Linked DNA regions of Homo sapiens: region 1 is linked to region 2. A link is a loop called in an ENCODE intact Hi-C map of the cell type or tissue named here. Cell type or tissue: PC-3. All regions are shown on one strand. Each heading gives the region's core, and the rest is flanking DNA. Links, peaks and the distances in the headings are about the cores only.

Evidence for each region. Hi-C counts contacts between places; a loop is a spot of excess contacts. Peaks named below come from ENCODE experiments on the same cell type or tissue, not always from the same donor. Only the 100,000 strongest peaks of a DNase experiment are listed, where the experiment ranks them.
Region 1: a loop joins it to region 2, with 2.1 times the contacts of the local background. A loop is called at or near these places in 16 of 110 quality-filtered maps.

The regions. Positions count from the first base shown.
Region 1 is chr10:114,037,754-114,040,671 of GRCh38, reverse strand. No RefSeq gene overlaps it. Among named protein-coding and RNA genes, the nearest start is that of ADRB1, 4.7 kb to the left of the region's middle. In PC-3, for the core only: no CTCF peak of the experiment used is centred there; a DNase peak (open chromatin) is centred at 1,611; H3K27ac peaks cover 280 bases.
Region 2 is chr10:113,913,664-113,916,581 of GRCh38, reverse strand. It overlaps NHLRC2 (NHL repeat containing 2), which reads right to left. Exons shown (of 11, transcript NM_198514.4): 11 at 1-2,918. Among named protein-coding and RNA genes, the nearest start is that of NHLRC2, 60 kb to the right of the region's middle. In PC-3, for the core only: no CTCF peak of the experiment used is centred there; no DNase peak of the experiment used is centred there.

The DNA.
Region 1 (2,918 bases), core at 141-2,640, 120 kb before region 2:
GAGGGCTGATCAGCACACTTGAGAGGTCGTGCACTTCTTCCACAGAGTTCCTATCTCAACTTCTTCCTTTCCCATCCCCCCACCTTCACCCCACACCGGGACTTGCCATGGGTTCTATTTGATCTCCCTGTCTCTGGTCCTCCCTGCTCCATTTAATCTGGCATATCATAACCAAAGGAGTATTTCCAAAATGCTGCTTTGACCAAGATGCTTTTCTGTTCAGCAACCTTACCTCTTCAATTTAACATTCACAGTTCTCCCCGGTCCAATTCTAAATGGCCTTTCCAGCCCTATTTCATATTAGAACTCTCCTTATCACCATAACTTGCATTTCTGTATTCTTTTTCCTTTTGGGGATCCATACTCCTTCCTTTTGTACATCTATACTTTCTCACTGGGTTCCCTCCACCAAAACCTCCTCCTGCTTCCCAGCGAATTCAGCCTTGGAGATGTGGCTGGACTCTTTATCTTCTCTGCCCACTGCTTCTGAAAATGATCTCTCCTTCCTCTGACCTATAGTAGTGACTCTGCCAATTTCATTTCAGGTGGCAATTTACAATAGGTTGCCTTTTGATACTTCTTATGTTGTTATTTAATTTTTATATTTTCCCCTTTTCTTCTCTTATAGATTGTAAGCTCACTGAGAGCCAGAATTGTCTCATACATTTTTATATCTCCCATGTTTACTGATATTTACTTGATATTAATGAACATTTAGCTTTGATTCATAAATATATGATATTTAATTTATTAAAATATTCTCATTTTTATACACTTGAGACATAATTGAGTGTTTTAGTAGTTACAATCTTCACTCTTGCTTATAATTTACAGCAATAATCCATATTCTTACCACCTATTCAACATTTTCACATAAACATTTCAAAATACTTTACAAAAGCAAGGTAGGCTCATGAGATAAATGTATATCATACCTATTCGTAGTAAATAAAACGAGACATAGGTAAGAGATTTTCCAAAGGAGACATGCAAGTCCACGTCCATAAAAAATACTACCTGGCCAGGCTCAGTGGCTCCTGCCTGTAATCCCAACACTTTGGGAGGCTGAGTCAGGAGGATCACTTGAGCCCAGGAGTTGAGGCTGCAGTGAAATGTGGTTGTGCCACTGCACTCCAGCCTGGGTGACAGAGTGAGACCCTAACTCAAAAAAAAAAAAAAAAGAAAAGAAAAGAAAAGAAAAGAAAAGAAAAAAGTACTACCTATTCTTCATAAATGACCCAGGTGAAGAGTCTTTTTCTTTAGCCATTATTTATGATACCGAATCTATATATCCAGCCATTTCTGCCCCAGGAGAGTTGCTGATGACTTGAATGTGGTTTCAAGTTGTATATCAAATTAGTCTGCAGAGCAGTGATGAATAGGCATCTAACCCATCCAAGGTTGCAAGCCATGAGCCTGGCAAAGACATTTACATTCTTGAGTTGACTTTACTAGAAAATGAGTTAAAAATAAAAGTGAGTAGCCTAACTGGACAACTGCTGGAAGATACGCCAAGGGATATGTGGGGGAATTTCTTAATAAAACCCCAAGAAGTGTACGAAATCTGTTAGCAAAATGTGCCTTGAGGCTGATAATAGCCTGAAGCTATTTGAAATCAAGCTATAATAAACCAAAGGATTTGTTAGTCAGAGCTTAGGTGGCTGTTTCTCAGAAAAGATGTATGACCTTTCACATAAAGCAACACAACTGCTGAAACAATCACTCAGTGCTAACTAACCAAAGAACACGCCTGACACTTAGGGTCAGATACTGGTTTTGTAGCCACAATTTACACAGGGATGACCAACTCCAGCCATCTTGAAAACAAGCACAGAGAATAGTAGCATAATCATAGCAAAGTGTGGACTATTAGGAAAATTCAAAAGCTTTCCTCTCTCCCCATCCTCGTCCTCCTCCCACACTTACCTCCTCCTCCTCCCTTTTCTCCTCCTCTTCTTCCTTGTGTTTCTAACAAGCACATTGAACAATGCTAGAGCCAATAATAATATTTTTCAAAATGTGGCTGTTTTGCAAAGTGTTCAGACCTGGGAGGTAAAAGGTCCAGGTTTATGTCCCGGCTTTGTTGCTTTTCTGTTTGACCTTTGATATTCACCTTTAAAGTGGACTCACCATTTGCTCCCTTACAGGGTTGTGTGGGAATTAAATGAGATAATGTATGTGAAAGCTTCTTGAAATCACGTACAGCTCCATATATTTATAAAGCAACAAACGCTGTCTTTTCCGATCATCATGACATTGAAAACCATGAAAGGGGTCAGGATTTGCTTGTATGAGAAGAATCAGTTCACTTAGATAAGCTTCTGTTTATCCGCTTGACTCCTTTCTTTTTCACTCTAGATATTAATAGGGTTTAGAGCCTGGATAACCGTGAACTATTTTTAAATACTTTTAGCAAATTACCTTTACAAAAGTTTTTCCCCTTTTTTTCTGTTCTTCCTTAGTATGTACCCTCTTCTTTTTTTAAAAAAAAAGTATTTATGTGATTCTCTTAAATCAGCTCCTTTTCAGTATTTTAGTAGCAGAATATTCAGAGCAGAGAATGGTTTTTTTCCCTCAAGTTAACTATTTAGTGCCATGACTAGTAACTTAAAGAAGAAAGAAAGGACTTAAATACAAGTCTTAATATACAAGACTTAAACCAACATAAACCAAAAATTCTGTTCTAATTCAGTTATATAATGAATAAAAATTGATTGCTTATCAAGTGAAATCTTACCTTAAAGTACTGATGGTAATAGGAATATGAGCATTATACATGATAAGCTATTGGCTGAGTTGTCCTTTAAGTTTGTCCCAGTCCAGAGCTTGTGATGACAACAAGCTGGGATGATTATTGAAAACTCTAGGTTTTATTTTAACAGTAACACAGAACTTTATTGTGTTTCAGACAAAATAAT
Region 2 (2,918 bases), core at 286-2,785:
TTGTCTCTCAATGCAACTTAACAGTGAGAATTTAAACTTAAAAAAAACAGCCTATGTAAAATATAATTAGGAAGGTATACCTCAAAGTAGAGAAAATTAATTTGAACTCATGGGGTATTGTTCCCCTCCTTTAAAAACTGAGCTATTATTAAGAAATGCTACGGAAAAAAATACTACAACAAAATTGTTCTGCCATATCTGTTATTTATATAACCATAATTTCTCACTGAAACTTCTACAGAAACTACTATTGTTTTTAGTAAGAGGGAGGCCTAAGCTGTGGAGAGGAAGCAGTAGTTTATTTTTTACAGGTATATTTTGATGATGAATATCACAGGCATGCACGAACAATACATTCCAACTCTATACAAACAAAAACTTGCTGGCATTTTGAAAAGTGTAATAAATACAACAGGGAGCCCACCCTGTACATGCTCAAAGAATGAATATATTTCCAGTGGCACTAAGAACAGTGACTACAAATTCTAAAAACAGAAGATAGTTGTAGGGCAGAGTCCTTCTAAATGTTCAGAGAGGAACATGTCTATTTTTCCCATTAATTAGCATAATTTATCAACTAATGTTTTGCCCTATTTACCTCAACATATATTTTTCACAAGCTTAGCACACATTAGATAAAGAAGGAATAACAGGCCAGGTGTGGTGGCTCATGCTTGTAATTCTAGCAATTTGAGAGGTTGGTGGCTTGAGGCCAGGAGTTCGAGACCAGTCTGGGCAACATAGCAAGTCCCCATCTCTACAAAAAATTTTAAAAAAATTAGCCAGGTGTGGTGGCACACACCTGTGGTCTTAGCTACTCAGGAGGCCGAAGCAGAAGGATCCTGAGCCCAGGAGTTCCAGGCTGCAGTGAGCTATGATCATGTCACTGCTGCACTCTAGCCTGGGCAACACAGCAAGACCCTATCTCTTAAAAACAAAAAAATGGGAAGGGAAAAAAAAACTATTTTAATTGGGGAGAGTTAAGTCTGAGAGCTGATTTTGTCTACTTCTCAGCATCAGTTTGAGGTCTCCTTTCATTTTATTTCAAATGGAAATAGATAACCAGGTATATTAAAAGCAAAAGGTAGTAAACTATGTCCGTATTATTCACACTTGGAAGTTTTCAACATTAAAAAATAACTGACCATTTGCTTAATGCTATATTACTTAAAGCCACCAAGCCTGTGGTAAGTTGCTGCTTAAAGAGGAAGGAATTCATACCATGCCCTGACAGTTACAAGAATGCTTTTTGGTATAAGGCTATTTAGTGTTCATTTGTGCTTGTTTAGTGCTTTTTAGTATATGGCTGCTTGTACAGGTAGGGAAGTATGTTTGCAAATAGTTGCAATATTTTCCTTTTGGTCCTGTGGCTTTCAACAGAACAAAATGTCCTTTGGTACACTTGAAAGCGACATGCCAGTGAAGAAGAGGGACACACCAATACAACCAGGCAAACATTCCACAGCAAGTGTCTAGGGTTTTCACTTTCCAACTCCAACCCTTGAAAAGAATTAAACCAAACCAACACACTCAGAAACAGGTGGGATGCAATCAGAAAAGCCGAGTGGGGCTGCCTCCTGTTCCACCTTACCCAGGCTCTGTGATTGGGGCAGCCTTCTGCAAGCCTGAGGCAGCCAGGCGAACCTCCAGAGCTCATATGTAAAGGGGCCAGGGTTTGTTAGCCATGGAATACATATAGGTAGATTAGTAAAGCCTCTGACTTTTAATACTATTCTTTATATTATCCTATTGCAAAGACATGGGAAAAAAGCAAACTCTTAATTATTCAGGACAAAATAGTGACATGATTATTGCTAATACTTCATTTAAATAAACTGTGCCACAGGGGGAAGAAAAGGTAATCTTGGTGCTTAACAGTGGATTCTACTTTTAAAATATGACACTATTATCACTTTCTTATTATCACATTTCCTTACGGATTTCAGGAGAGGGAGTTTATAACAAAATTAACAAAATTCCTTACTGCACCATACTACTACTTAATTAGCACACTAAGAATGAAAAGTTAAGTCTGCATTCTGTGTTTAGGTGATCATGAATCATAATCATTGGTACGTAGCATTTTGCTTAATTCCTTTTAATAGTATTTAGTGCGCTGGGCGCAGCGGCTCACGCCTGTAATCCCAGCACTTTGGAAGGCCAAGGCAGGCAGATCACCTGAGGTCAGGAGTTCGAGACCAGCCTGGCAAGCATGGCGAAACCCCATCTCCACTAAAAATACAAAAAATCAGCTAAGCGTGGTGGCAGACGCCTGTAATCCCAGCTACTCAGGAGGCTGAGGCAGGAGAATTGCTTGAACACAGGAAGTGGAGGCTGTGTTGCCATGGCACTCCAGCCTGGGCAACAAGAGCAAAACTCCATCTCAAAAAAAACAAAAACAAAACAAAACAAAACAAAGTACCTAATGCTAGGCTGGGTACGGTGGCTCACGCCTGTAATCCCAGCACTTTGGGAGGCCAAGGCAGGCGCATCACATGAGGTCAGGAGTTCGAGACCAACCTGGCCAACAGAAACCCTGTTTCTACTAAAAGTACAAAAATTAGCCGGGCATTGTGGTGGGCACCAGTAGTGGTGAGCGCCAGCTACTTGGGAGGCTGAGGCAGGAGGATCACTTGAACCCGGTAGGTGGAGCCTGCAGTGAGCTGAGATTGTACCCTTGCACTCCAGCCTGGGTGACAGAGTGAGACTCCATCTCAAAAAAAAAAAAAAAAAACAAAACAACAACAACAAAAAGTACCTAATGCTGGAATAGGTTGACCATGGTGAAAACTTTACTGTAACAGAATTGCATATATTAATATTTGAGTCATGGGGAGGGGTCTGCATACCAGTGTTATTTATGAAACAAGAAAGCAGAAGACTGTATTTCCAGAGCTCACTTGGACTAATATTTAATA